4 separate regions of the Homo sapiens genome follow, and all the other regions are linked to region 4. A link is a contact called in ENCODE Hi-C or POLR2A ChIA-PET data. All regions are on one chromosome and are shown on one strand. The core of a region is the stretch at or near the end of the contact, and the rest is flanking DNA. Distances in the headings are between cores, read along the strand shown.

The links. Hi-C counts contacts between places; a loop is a spot of excess contacts on that map. ChIA-PET counts read pairs that join two places held with the same protein, here RNA polymerase II (POLR2A). Pooled maps may share reads with other maps.
Region 1: a map of CD8-positive, alpha-beta T cell shows a loop between it and region 4 (12-fold over the local background). The contact joins the promoter of SLK here to the promoter of LCOR in region 4. A Hi-C loop is called at or near these places in 1 of 168 maps with a recorded cell type or tissue (CD8-positive, alpha-beta T cell) and 6 of 50 pooled maps. POLR2A ChIA-PET finds 5 or more read pairs at or near these places in 1 of 52 experiments (GM12878).
Region 2: a loop to region 4 is called in a pooled map, with 24 times the contacts of the local background. The contact joins the promoter of SFR1 here to the promoter of LCOR in region 4. A Hi-C loop is called at or near these places in 5 of 50 pooled maps. POLR2A ChIA-PET finds 5 or more read pairs at or near these places in 2 of 52 experiments (CD4-positive, alpha-beta T cell and activated T-cell).
Region 3: a loop to region 4 is called in a map of ascending aorta, with 11 times the contacts of the local background. The contact joins the promoter of STN1 here to the promoter of LCOR in region 4. A Hi-C loop is called at or near these places in 1 of 168 maps with a recorded cell type or tissue (ascending aorta) and 2 of 50 pooled maps. POLR2A ChIA-PET finds 5 or more read pairs at or near these places in 1 of 52 experiments (activated CD4-positive, alpha-beta T cell).

Annotation. Positions count from the first base shown.
Region 1 is chr10:103,965,254-103,968,490 of GRCh38, reverse strand. It overlaps SLK (STE20 like kinase), which reads right to left and starts at 1,351. Exons shown (of 19, transcript NM_014720.4): 1 at 596-1,351. The coding sequence starts at 745. It overlaps LOC102724351 (a long non-coding RNA gene), which reads left to right and starts at 1,446. Exons shown (of 5, transcript XR_007062282.1): 1 at 1,446-2,710. RefSeq lists silencers at 830-929, 940-989, 1,030-1,489.
Region 2 is chr10:104,120,735-104,123,812 of GRCh38, reverse strand. It overlaps SFR1 (SWI5 dependent homologous recombination repair protein 1), which reads right to left and starts at 1,642. Exons shown (of 4, transcript NM_001002759.2): 1 at 1,617-1,642; 2 at 727-848; 3 at 1-99. The coding sequence starts at 1,629. RefSeq lists a silencer at 1,647-1,876 and enhancers at 2,117-2,166, 1,561-2,224, 2,797-2,896, 2,380-3,078.
Region 3 is chr10:103,916,621-103,919,808 of GRCh38, reverse strand. It overlaps STN1 (STN1 subunit of CST complex), which reads left to right and starts at 1,625. Exons shown (of 10, transcript NM_024928.5): 1 at 1,625-1,709; 2 at 2,153-2,347. The coding sequence starts at 2,215. RefSeq lists a silencer at 1,314-1,663 and enhancers at 1,404-1,698, 1,329-1,974, 1,834-2,163.
Region 4 is chr10:96,830,938-96,833,875 of GRCh38, reverse strand. LCOR (ligand dependent nuclear receptor corepressor) reads right to left here and starts at 1,578. Exons shown (of 8, transcript NM_001346516.2): 1 at 1,477-1,578; 2 at 397-470. LOC102723665 (a long non-coding RNA gene) reads left to right here and starts at 1,418. Exons shown (of 1, transcript NR_135921.1): 1 at 1,418-2,938. RefSeq lists enhancers at 1-338, 339-1,054, 1,055-1,769 and silencers at 516-755, 796-855, 896-1,615, 1,626-1,675, 1,696-1,995.

The DNA of each region.
Region 1 (3,237 bases), core at 102-2,601, 7.1 Mb before region 4:
TGCTTACCATAAATATATTTAAAACTAGTACCACATGAAGGTTTTTTGGAAATTTTGTCAGAAATTCCATTCTATTTTATAGTATGCTGTCAAGCAACTAACTCAAGAAGAGACTGCAAGTAGCAATCACTTTGATCCCAACTAGTTCTGTATTAGCTCTAGATACAACCAAATATATATACTGGACCCTAAAAACAGAACTGTTGGAGTACAAGCATGCACGCGAATGCAGTCAGTAGACAAATCCACTGCAAAGTGCAATGAGTTTCTCATTCTAAAATACTTGAAGGGCACAACCAGACCCCTCCTATAAATTAAAGAACACTCTCATTTCCTTTGAAGTTTGAAAGAGTAGACTTTATAACCCTGTCTCCTTTTCCAATCGCTCTTTAAACTCCATCCAGGCCCCATTTTGTTCCACCGTAAACCCGACTTCTTAGCTACTCCTTGGATGATCAGCCAAGTAAAGTTGCATCGAACCGTAACAGTCAAAAGAAGGACAGGATAAGGACCAGGGGAGCAGAAGTCCTCCCGCCACTCCAGGCCAGTGGCTGTTTTACCTTCGCAGTACAACTTCCCGTTTTCCCCCTCTTACCTTGTACACTTTCCCAAAGGCTCCGTCGCCCAGTTCTCCTATAATCTCCCAAAAGTCTTCGGGGTTCAGGTCCCTCTTCACGTGTTCGTACTGCTTCTTCTTCTTCTCGCTCCCCAACTTGAAGATCTTACGGAAATTGAAGAAGGACATTTTTCCTCCCAACACAGAGTTCCTTGCACTTAAGGACTAAAAACAATAAAAGGCAAAGTTTCTCTTCCCTGCTCTCCCGCGCGAGCCCGGCTGGCGGCGGCGGGCGCGGCGTCCCTCGGCCCCCGCAGCTCCGGCCGGGCGGTCCCGGGAGAAGGCGGGGCGGCGACCCGGGCTCCGGCCCGCGGTGGGGGTGCTGCGCGAGCGGCCCCTCCGCCGAGCCCGGCCCGCGAGCCGCGCGGTGGGCGCCTCGCCTCCGGCCCACCCTCCGGGAGCGGCACCTGCCCGCAAGCTCGCTCCCACCCGGCCTGATCCGACGGGTCCGAGCGGTCAGGACTCCCGCGGCGGCGGCTTAGGCCCGTGTCACGGCGAGTCTCCAGGGGCGGCGGCCACTCTGGGAGAGAGAAGCGGCCGGCGGCCTCGGAGGCGGGCAGTCGAGAAGCCGAGCCCTCCCGCCTCGGGCCGCGAGCCTAGGGTCTCCTCCGCCGCCGTCCGCTCCCGCGGCGCAAGGCCCGCGCGTCCCCTCGGGTCTGGGGCGCCGCCGCCGCCGCCTGTCTCCCTCCCCAGCCCACACAGCCTCGGCCTGGAGCGCGCGCCGACGCCGACTCCGTAGCGCGCCCGCGCGCTTTCCCGGCTGCGCGCCCGCCCGGTCACGCGCCCTGCTCACCGCGCGCTCGCGTGGGGGCGTCCCCTCTGGCCCCGCGCACGCGCGCTACGTCCCTCAGACTGGCTGCCCCCGAGGGTTCGCGTGAGCGGAGCACGGGGCTCGGGGTGCGGGGGGCTGGTGTGATGGACGCATTTGTTCTTCGGTCCCTGACGATTGTTTCTCATTTGCCCTCCAAGCCCCAAATCCTGTCAGTCCACGGCCTTGATGGAGCGGCCCCCGTGGGACGACCCTGTTGATTGTGCTAGCGGATGTTGTCTCCATTCTGGATCTGGGAAAAACTGTGGAGTGAAAGCCGGACCTGTTAGGGTTGGGACCTGAAAGCGGACTTTTTCGCTCTCAGACGGGCCCCAGGTACAGTGAGAGGGGAGTTTGTGTGGTGGTTGTGAGCTTGAGCTTTGGAGAGAGAGATCTGTGACCTTGGGCAGGTGACCTCTCCGAGCCTCGGTTTCCTCGCCGTAAAATGAAGATCCTAATAGTCCCTACCAGAAGGTTGTGAATGAGACAATAGATGGAAGCCCTTTGCGCGGCCCCTGCACCCGTAAACGCTCAATCTTAGTTCTTACTCTTGTTGTTTTAAGTGTGCAGGCAAGATAGACACAGATACATAAAAACTGTTTAAGACCACTTCTCTTTTTTTTCTTTCTTTCTTTTTTTTTTTTTTTTTTTTTTTTTGAGACGGAGTCTCGATCTGTCGCCCAGGCTGGAGTGCAGTGGCGCGAACTAGGCTCACCGCAAGCTCCGCCTCCCGGCTTCACGCTATTCTCCTGCCTCAGCCTCCCGAGTAGCTGGGACTACAGGCGCCCGCCACCACGCCCCGCTAATTTTTTTGTATTTTTAGTAGAGACGGGGTTTCACCGTGTTAGCCAGGATGGTCTCGATCTCCTGACCTCGTGATCCGCCCGCCTCGGCCTCCCAAAGTACTGGCGTGAGCCACCGCGCCGGGCCCCCACTTCTCAACTGATGACTGCGACACTCCCTTGAGGGTAAAACTAACTTCTGGCCACCTCCACAACTGTAAACCTGGTGTCACTCTTGGTGACTCCACCTCAGCTAAGGCCCCCACTTCCTGATCTGCCTCCAGCCCCCTTGGGCAGCACTCCCTGGTGGGGCAGTGTGGACGTTGGCTGGAATCCGTCAGGTGGTGACCTACCTTCCCCTCCTCCACCAGACGGGAGCTCTTTCAGGCCAGTGGTTTGTTGTTCATCAAGATATCCAAGTACCCGGCAACATTCCTGGCATATAATAGGAAGGCAGATCTGGTGAATGAATGAATGAATGGCGGTATCTGGAGCAGAGACAATGTATGTATATATTGCTATTTATATAATGTCTGCCCCCCCAGTCATTTTGCCCTTCAGCCCCAAAATGGCATAGCAAAACCCCCCTTCCAGTAAGACGCTTAAGATGATTCAATTCCTTGAGATCCTTCTATTTTTTTAAGTGTTATTGCAATATATTGATATACAATAAACTGTACATATTTAAAGTGTGCATTTGGTTTTTTTGCTAGTACTTGTTTGCTTTTTTTTAAAATTATACTTTAAGTTCTGGGATACACATGCAGAACGTGCAGGTTTGTTACATAGGTATACACGTGCCATGGTGGTTTGCTGCAAGTGTGCACTTTTATATGTTTTGACAAATGTATAGACCTGTGAAAACAATACTATAATTATTTGTAATTATTATCATTTATGGAGAAAATGAAATGCTTAAAAAATAAAATTAAATTAAAAGTACTATAATTCTACTATCCAGACACAACCATTGATAAGAACTTATATTTCAAAACAGGATTTTTTTGGTTGTGCATTAACTTTTTTCAACA
Region 2 (3,078 bases), core at 393-2,892, 7.3 Mb before region 4:
TTCTTCACTCTCTACTTTAAGACGTTTCACCACATTGTAAGAGGAATTAAATGAAAATCTTGTTTTCCTTAATCTTTCTCTAAGTGTTGCACTCATAGGCTATAAAGAGCACAAAACATTAAAAATGTGAATCAAGAAAAACATTCTTAATGTCAATAAATCACCAGAAATAAAGTCCTTCCATTTCTATGCTAGACACCACTAGATGGCTTTCTGTCTCCACATCTAAAGAAGGCATCACAAAATGACTTTAATTTCTGGAAGCTCCATTTGTTTTATTTCCTTTTTACTTCAGCAAGATCAACACCTTTCCAAAAGTGTTGAGAAGTTTATCCCAGTAATCAAGGAACATTTGTTCAGTAACAAGCACATGCCTGATAGTACTCCAGGTGCTTCAGAATTACAGAGTAAGGAAAAGACCTAGACTCTGCCACTAAAGACCTTCATAATAATATTGCACAGATGCAAACTTTCTCCATCTGGAGTATTGTAATAACCTAATCTGAAACTAACTGAAATGAATTCATTCAAGAGGAAAATATGGAAGGGGGCTGGTGGGTGTCATATATGTCACCTTAGAAGAAAAACAAAATTATTTAATAAAATGTCTACTTATTTATGCTACACATTATGTTAATTAACAACCTTCCGTAGAATTTAAACCACCACTGCCACAATACTTAGAAACACATAATGGATCCACTGGAAGAACAAAGATTTTCATACTTGTTTTCGGGAACTATTTGTATAGGGAGATGATGGATTCGCAGAGGCCTGAGGAGTGCTAGGTAAAACCACAGCTGAGTCTGACGGACTTTCCATCTTGAAAGTGAAATCTTGGTTTTTCTCTAAAAAAGAAAAATTATAAAATAATCGAATTAACCACACCTCTCTATAGTCGACTTTTATCAAATAATATATTGTATTGGTGTACAAAGCATCCACAAGTAAGCCAGATATTTCTTCTAATTTCACTTTGTAATTCATTCTTGCTCTTTTTGCAGTTTTCCATTTACCTTCCCACATAGGGACCACTAAGTTTTTCATGATACATCAACCAGCTAGTATCTCATAGTCACAAGACTCTCCTTGTTTTCGTTTCATCCACCAAAATATATTCAAATTCTGCCTTGGAAGTAGGGAAGAATAACAGCTTTAGATAATCAGGAATTCTTTATTATGACAGCTTCATAATTCAAGAAGCTATAGCCGAAACCTTGACTCAAAAACAATAGGACCTGAATGTCACCCATCCTGAACTCTACAAGCTGTGACTAGAACCCGTTACCCTGCCGGCCCGAGGCATAAGAAACACAGCGGAGACGCATTTAAGCCCGTCTGTAGCCTTTTAGTTTAAGCGGCCAACAGGGACTGAAAAGGAGAGTGGACTGAAATTGCTTCCTCCGACAAAGGCATTAACTTTTGAGGGGTAAACTAGGGGCGGGAGTCGTCCCCTCCTTCCCCCCGTTGCAGAAAGCCCACTAGTTCCCCGGAGACCCCAGGCATAAGGTGAGGTTGAGTTCCCCAGACCCGGAAAGGGAGCTCAACTCGACTCCACAGCCGACTCCCGGGGAAGCCCAGGTGTCAGGGATCCCCCCTTCCCCTCAGCAGGGTACCTCCCTCCGCCATTCCCAGCGAGAGCAAAAAAGCGCGCGCACCTGCGGCCGTAAATCGATCCTGTGGCAGGGGCGGGGCCGTGCGGTAGGCGGAAAAGATGCGCAATTGGCCAGATTGCCTGACGCGCGAGGCGCCGCTTCACTCAGCGACTCAGAGCGGTGGGACTGCGCGCGCGCCTCCGCCAGCGGGTGGTTGGGGCGGGGCTTGGCCCACACGATGGGAGGCCCAGACGCATGATTGGCAGAATTAACCGGTGCGCGCGGCTCTCCCCGCCCAGCGCCCGAGAGCAGCGTGAGTGCGCGCGCGCGCGGCCGCGATCCGCAGCAGGTCTTCGGGGCGGGCGAGGCTGAGCTTCGGAATGTTAAACCAATCCTGAGGGGGGCGCGCTTCCGTTCGCGGCTTCTGTTGCCTTATTTTCAACCGCCTTCCCTTCAGGCTTCCTTGTTTTTGTGCGTCTGTGAAGTGCGCCTGAAAGTGCCTCTCCCCACCCCCGCCAGCCCGCCGCCTCCATTCTCTGGCTCCAGTCAGTCTCCTCTCCCTGCTAGTCACAGTGAAGGCTTTACTCAGACGTGGGGCGGCCAGAAGCCGCACGGCTGGCTGCATGTTAGATTTACAGCTTGTGGACTCCCCAGAGGCAGAGACCACAAAAGAACAGCGTTGGTTGGGTTCCAGCCTATTCCAGCGTGGTGGTTCCAGAGACCACAAAAGAACAGCGTTGGGTTCCAGCGTTGGGGTCCACATTTCAAACATGTTAGAAATCTATCCGAGAGTCCCGGCACTTTAGCTGAGCTCATCGCTAGCTTTTTTGGCTGCCGCAAACTCGGCGGTCCCGTCGCGAGGTTTTTTGTTGTTGTTGTAAACAAAAAACCGTTTCTGTACCTCAGTATGCAGGCTCCTTAGCGTGACCTCAAATCTTTTACTCAAATCTGAGGGAAAATGTAGCCCAAGGAAATTTGTTGTGGCGCAACACAGGAAGCAGAACAATCACTACATGAGATTGTGTCGGTCCAAAATTCACGTTTGAGACCGACAGGGCCCTTGCTGGCTACCGGGCAGCAGCATCCTCAGTCGAGAAAATCCCCCCCCCGCGCCCCGCTTCCAGTATGGCGAGGTTCTGTTGCTACGCGACGACAAAGTTAGCTACATTGGGTGGAGCACTGGGTTTAGTGAAAGAGTTGAGTAACTTCTGAGTCACGTGGAAGTTGGGAATTTCCAGGGGCCAGTGTTTTCAGTCCTCTTATTGAATGGCCATTTTAAACATTGATATCGTCTCTTTACTATTAATAACATCTGACAGTAGTGGCTTAGAAGTGGCCAAAAGGGAGTTACCTGAGTCTTAAGCAGTCAGGTATAATAATTACAGAACCTGAGGACTACCTAAGGGAATGATTAGGGGCGTACACGTTACAGTCAAATTGTCTAGGTTCAAATCCTGGCACCATACTTTATGTGCTTCTTAAT
Region 3 (3,188 bases), core at 376-2,875, 7.1 Mb before region 4:
CATCTGACAGGTCAGCAGGAAGCACCTGTCCTACTGGGTGTGTTTTCTTTGCAAGGGCCTTCCTCCTATAAGAGAAGGTATCTTCTCTCTCTCTCTTTTTTTTTTTTTTTTTTTAATTGAGGCAGAGTCTCACACTGTCACCCAGGCTGGAGTGCAATGGCCCGATCTCAGCTCACTGCAACCGCTGTCTCCCAGGTTCATGCGATTCTCCTGCCTCAGCCTCCCGAGTAGCTGGGATTACAGGCGCACGCCACCACATTTGGCTATTTTTGTATTTTTAGTAGAGAGGGGGTTGGTTTCCGTATATTGGCCTGCCTGGTCTTGAACTCCTGACCTCGTGATCTGCCCGCCTCGGCCTCACAAAATGTTGGGATTACAGGTGTGAGCCACCGCGCCCAGCCAGTGTCTTCTCTTAATTAAATCTTAAACCCTACATTTCCTAGTGTTCATTGCAGTAGAATCTGGGCAATGTATTTTACCAAGGACTCTTGTTTTTGAGCTTCTTAAATGGCCGGGGAGGTAATTAAATGCCATGGGTCTAATGACACACACACTTTCCATTCCAGCGGCTCCAAGTTCCTTCTCTGATAAATAGTTTAGCAATTATCTCTTTGGCCACCACCTGCCTCCCCCGGGAATGGTCTGCCAGGGTGATCTGTACTCCCCTGCCATTTTCCAGAGTCTCTGTAAATTAGGAAGAATTCCTGACGTCTCGGGTAACGTAGCTCTTTATGGGAGTGGAACGTGGCTATCTTTCCTCACTTTAAAATAGAAATTCTGGAGACTAAGCACCATCAAGGTGGCCATGATTTACCAAAATGCCAGCTTTTCAAAGTTCTTAAGTGTACAACCTTCCAGACTGTAGACCGAACAAGGGTAAAGGAGACAAAATGTATTGTCATGATTTTGCACGGCTAGTCTCTGGCAGAGTCAAGACCTCACATTCACTCGAGGGCTCAAATTTAGATATTGACATCTCCAAGTGAAACTAGAGTCCTAAGTGTGTGAGTCAGGTCACTTACCAACTGTAAATGAACATTTAAAATATGCCACAATGCACTCGTGGCACTGCTTACTTTTTATCTGTTTTACATATCAGGAATCAAAAAGAAAAATAGTCTGATCCTGACCCAACCTCTAGGAGGCCCAGGTTCAGGGTCCCGCCACCAGCAGGAGGAGGGGTGAAAGGTGACTAGAAGAGCGGCGTTAGAACTGCAGGAATTTCAAGGTCGCCTCCTAGGCCTCAGCGGTGGAGGCTAGCACGAAGGCGGGGCTGCAGCGCTGCCTGAACCAAAAGTACGCTGCGCTGAGGCGGGGCACGGAACGGGCTGGACTTCGGCTGGATGGGGCCTAGCGGATGGTTGGGCCGCGGCGGGATGGGGCGGGGCTTCGGGCGGGATGGGGCGGGGCTTCGGGCAGGATGGGGCGTGGCCGCGGCGGGATGGGTGGGGTCTGGGTGGGATGAGGCGGGACTTCGGGAGAGATGGGGCGGAGCCGTGGCGAGGCGCTGCAGCAGAAAGGAAATGCGCTGGCGGGGAGACCGGGGTTGGTCCCTGGCGGGGCAGGGGGCGGGCTCAGGCCGGAACTCCAGAGACGACCTCAGCCAACTGCTCCTGCGCCGGGCGGGGTCGTCGCCGCCAGCGGCTCCGAGCGCCGGAAGGGCCAGGTCTCAGGGCTCCTGGAGCTGCAGGCGGCGGGAGGGGCTACAAGTGGGTCCATTTTTTAGTATCTTTTTTCCTCCTTTTCTTGGCTCATCCCCAAAAGCGGAAAGTTTAGGGCAGAGCGACAGTCAGACCCATCCACTATGCCCCAACACGTGCAGGGCTGCGAGGGCGCCCGTTCCTCCCGGGACCCCAAGCGGTTTCTGCTACGCCTGTACAGACGTATCTTCCCAGAGTGAAAGTTGATGTTTAGCCGTTCCGAAGTTGGTGCTTTGTGGGAAGGAGAACAGCGGGAGAGCCGTAAGGAACGCAGGCGTCCTGACGTGAGGAACGCCTCTTAACACGCCCCGTGGCATGGAGTTTGACAGGGCCCTGGATCCCTGCGTTCACCCCTCCTGGAGTCCTGGACGCCCACCTGGGAGCAGCGTCAGGGCCGTGCCACTTTGACCCACGTTAAACGCATTGCATCCTCATTTCTGTGTCCCATCTAGATGCTTGACTCAGTGATGCAGAACCTTTCAGAGTTAGCTGGAAGCCACAGCCCTGCCTCTTGATGCAGCCTGGATCCAGCCGGTGTGAAGAGGAGACCCCTTCCCTCTTGTGGGGTTTGGATCCTGTGTTTCTAGCCTTTGCAAAACTCTACATCAGGGATATCCTGGACATGAAGGAGTCCCGCCAGGTGCCAGGTATGTGGCTAGCCACCCTGGGATGCCCTGGGCTGCATCTGCCACCCTTTCCCAAAGTCTCAGAAAGCTGGGATTAGAGGCTTTTAGGAGAGCCTTCCCTGCTGCAGGCTTTGAAAGGGACCTAGCCTGGACCTTCGCATGAGTTCATTTATTTGCAAGGTAAAAAAAACAGTCTAAATCTTTTTTTTTTTTTTTTTTTTTTTAGTAGGTGTTTGGGGGAGTAACTTTTGTACTGGGGTTTTTACCTCCATTTAGGGTCTTTCATGCTTAAAAATGCTCATTTGTTTTTCTTTGGCCCTGCTCCTGTTGGAGAGATCGCTGGGCCAGATATTCCTAGGCCTGGCTCCTTTCCTAAATGTGCCACTTACCTGGTCCGGGCATGTGACTCACCTTCTGCAAAGTCTGGGTTTCTTTGTAAAAATGGAGCTTAACCCTGTGTAATGGAATCTTTTGATTCCTGATATGTAAAGGGGGTTTGTTTTCTTTTGAATTAAGCAGAATCAAAATATTATAAACTCCCTGAGAGGAAGAACATCATCTGTCTTGTTCACCTTTGTAATCCCAGGGCTTAGAACAGTGCCTGGCATATAGTGGGCCCTCAAATAGAAATAGCAGTTGAAGCAACAAGGCATTATACATGTAAAGTTTAAATTTTCTTTTTTTTTTTTTGTATTAGAATAGTGGCTACTAGAGATAGGCTTATCTTACCTAAAAATATAACAAGTATAGTTTGGGGTGGATTTAAATAATTCACGTAGCTGTGTAATAATTCACAAATAGCCACATGTTTACTGTGCTATTTGAGAAGTTTGGTTAAACTTTCTTTGCTATTTTGAGTGAA
Region 4 (2,938 bases), core at 329-2,828:
TTCTCCCCCTCGCACAACAAAGAGAACTTCTCACCGCATGAAATTGCCGCTGAATGGACACCAGAAAGCAGGATTTGCATAATTCCTTCCAACGAAACCCTGTCGGGAAGGAGGGAATGAGGGGCCCAAGCGAACGGATAGACTCTCCTAGATTCTGCCGGGAAAGACCTGGTTCCCAAGAATATTCCCCTGGGGGAGAAGGGGCTGGAATTCTGGGCCTCCCCGAGGACTGGGCGTGGGGGACAGCGGACGACGAGAGGGCATCTCCCCACACACCAGCAGCACCGAAGCAAAGACGGGGAAGTAACAATGCTGGAGGACAGGAGAGTCAGACACAAGGATGGACTGGGGCTAGGGGGCGGCGGGCGGAGCGGAGACACCACACGGGCCACTTACTTTTTGGAGGGGGGTTAAATATATGAGTTAAGCCCTTATGGTCCCGCCGGCCGCCGCACAGAGGGAAACGGGACCTTGGGAGAGAAAAACAGACAAAACACACAGTGTGAGAGGCGCAGCTCGGCCGCCCGGCCCCTCCCGGGGCGCCCCCGTCCGCGCTCCCTCCGGCCCGCAGGGAAAAAGCCACCCGAGGGCGGCCCAAGGTCCGGGAGGCGGGGGGCGGACGGGGCATTCGGGCGAGGCTGCGGCTCCGGCCAATCCCCGGGAGGGGACGAGAGCGACCCCCGCCGGGGCTCCTCGGTCGGACCCGGTCCCACCCCCTCCTCCCGCAGCACGACACCGAACACAAATACGCACACACCGACCCGTGCGTCGAGGATTAACTCCCCGGCCACCGCCGCCCGCTGAGGAAGTGCAGCCGCTGCCCCCCGCGGCCATGACACCCCACTTGGCTCGGTCAGGCGCACCCGGGGACTGTGACAGCTCCAGCTCCCTCCGCCCCCATCTCCACCTCACGCTTCGCACACGCCCGAGCGCCGGGCGCCCGCCTGCAGCCCGCCGCGCGTGCACGCAGACCCGGGGGCGCGCCCCGCGCGTGGGGGAGGGGTGGCGCAGGAGGAGGACGGCGGCGGCCACAGCGCGGGTGGGGGCCGAGCACGCCCGCGCCCCTCGCGCCTCCCCCAGTACAGCGGCAGCGCCGCGAGGCGAGTCGCCACAATAAGCCGGCGGCGGCGCCGGGGCGCCGGGCCTGGAGCGGGAGCAGGGGCGGGAGCGGGGAGGGAGGGGAGCGAGCAGGCGGGGATGGAGAGCGGGAGGGGGAGGAACCCGCGCTCCCGCCGAGAGCCAGCCCCGGGGAGGCGCGCGGAGGGGAGGGGCCGGCGCGCGCTCGGCCGAGCAGGGGAGCCCGCCTGGAGGTCGCGCGCGCTCACACTCCGGGGGGTGGGGGAAGGGGGGACGCTCGAGCCAAAGAGGGCGGGCGGGCCGGAGCAGCAATTGCCACTTCCCCAGCTTCCTCCCTGGTCTGGGGCGACCGGCGGCGGGGCGGCCGGAGGGGCGGCGGCGGTCGGCGGAGGGTCTCACCTACACAGTGAATGAGCTTGTGGCGCCACGAATCCAGTTCTTGCCGAAAGCCGCGTCTCTCAACGGAGCATTGCTGCCGCCTACACACCCTCGCCATCTTCTGCCGCCCGCCCGGCCCAGCCTCCGCCGCGGCCCCGCGCACGCCCAGCCGCGTCGCCCGGGGCCGCGCACGCACCCGCGGCCCGGGCGTCGCGCCTCCTGCCGGGGGCGGTGCGGGGGCAGGGCCGGCCTCACCTCACCGTGGCCCCGGCGTGGCCCGGGGGCGGCCTGGGCCCGCTCACCCGCCCCGCGCGCCGCCCGCCGGGCTGCGATCCCGCCGTCCTTCTACGCGGCTGCCGCCGCCTCTGGCCGCCCGGGACGGCGCCTTCCCACAGCCGGAAGTCAGTCCCGCTGGCCCCGCGCCGCCTTCGCACTGTCCCCCAAGGCCACGGCTGCCCCCGCCCTCCCCGGGGCTTTTTGTTTTTTACGCCAGCCCCATTTATCACTTCCAACCTGCCTATCGCCCGGCACCAACTGTTGCAAGTTCCGTAATAACTGCTGCTATGAACTTCTCCGTCGAAACTGCTCCTCCCCAGAGCCTGTTTAAGAAGCAGAAATAAGAATAAATTCCCGGATGCCGGTGGATGCACTGACCTCTAAGATTTTCAAAGGTGAAGTGGATACACGTTATTAAGTCATTGGGAGACATCGCCAACATTGGGAAACCTAGTAAAAAGTGGAAATCGAGCGTTTTAAATAAAAAAAAAAAAAGGTTTCTACTAGCAAGACTGATCGTAGGCGAACTTCTCAAGGAATTTTGGAATATTGTGCCAAAGTGAGAATATTTAATATTTCCAAAAGTAGACTTAACTAGGAATACTTAAAGCAGAGACTATTGGAAATGCTTTAATTTGGGATTTCAGGAAAGGGCTTGAAGAGAAATATTTTATATGAGCAAGCCTCTTGGAATAATTGAATCACCTTAATTTTGTCACTGTTACTTCGAAGAGAACGAGAAGAGAGAAGATGGGAAACGAAAGGAGAAAGGGAAAAGAAATGGGGTGGAAAGAAAAAAGCAGAAGAGATCGCCCTATACCAGTAGGCCTAGTACCCTAGGATTCTGGCCTCTTTCTCCCACCTTTGGTGTTTAAGATTAAGGACAGTGCATTCCTGCTTTTAGAAATTTAAATTTAAGTTTGAAGACTTAATTTTAATTACTGTAGTAGGTAAAGCAAAGTCGTTAAATACTTGACATCAGGATCCCATTGGAGTATTGATTTAGGTCTTTTCAAAGGTGGTGGTCCTGGTTCTCTGCACCAGCCACTGGCGGAATGGCGGAATGGTGTATCTACCAATGAACAGATGGACTGGGTGGGCCTCGGGTACGGGTGGCTTGAGATGCAAATGCAAGGGTAGGAAGGCACCTTCCCCCCCACCACTCCCAGCCCACCCCGCCAATCTTAAAACATTGATCTTTATAAAA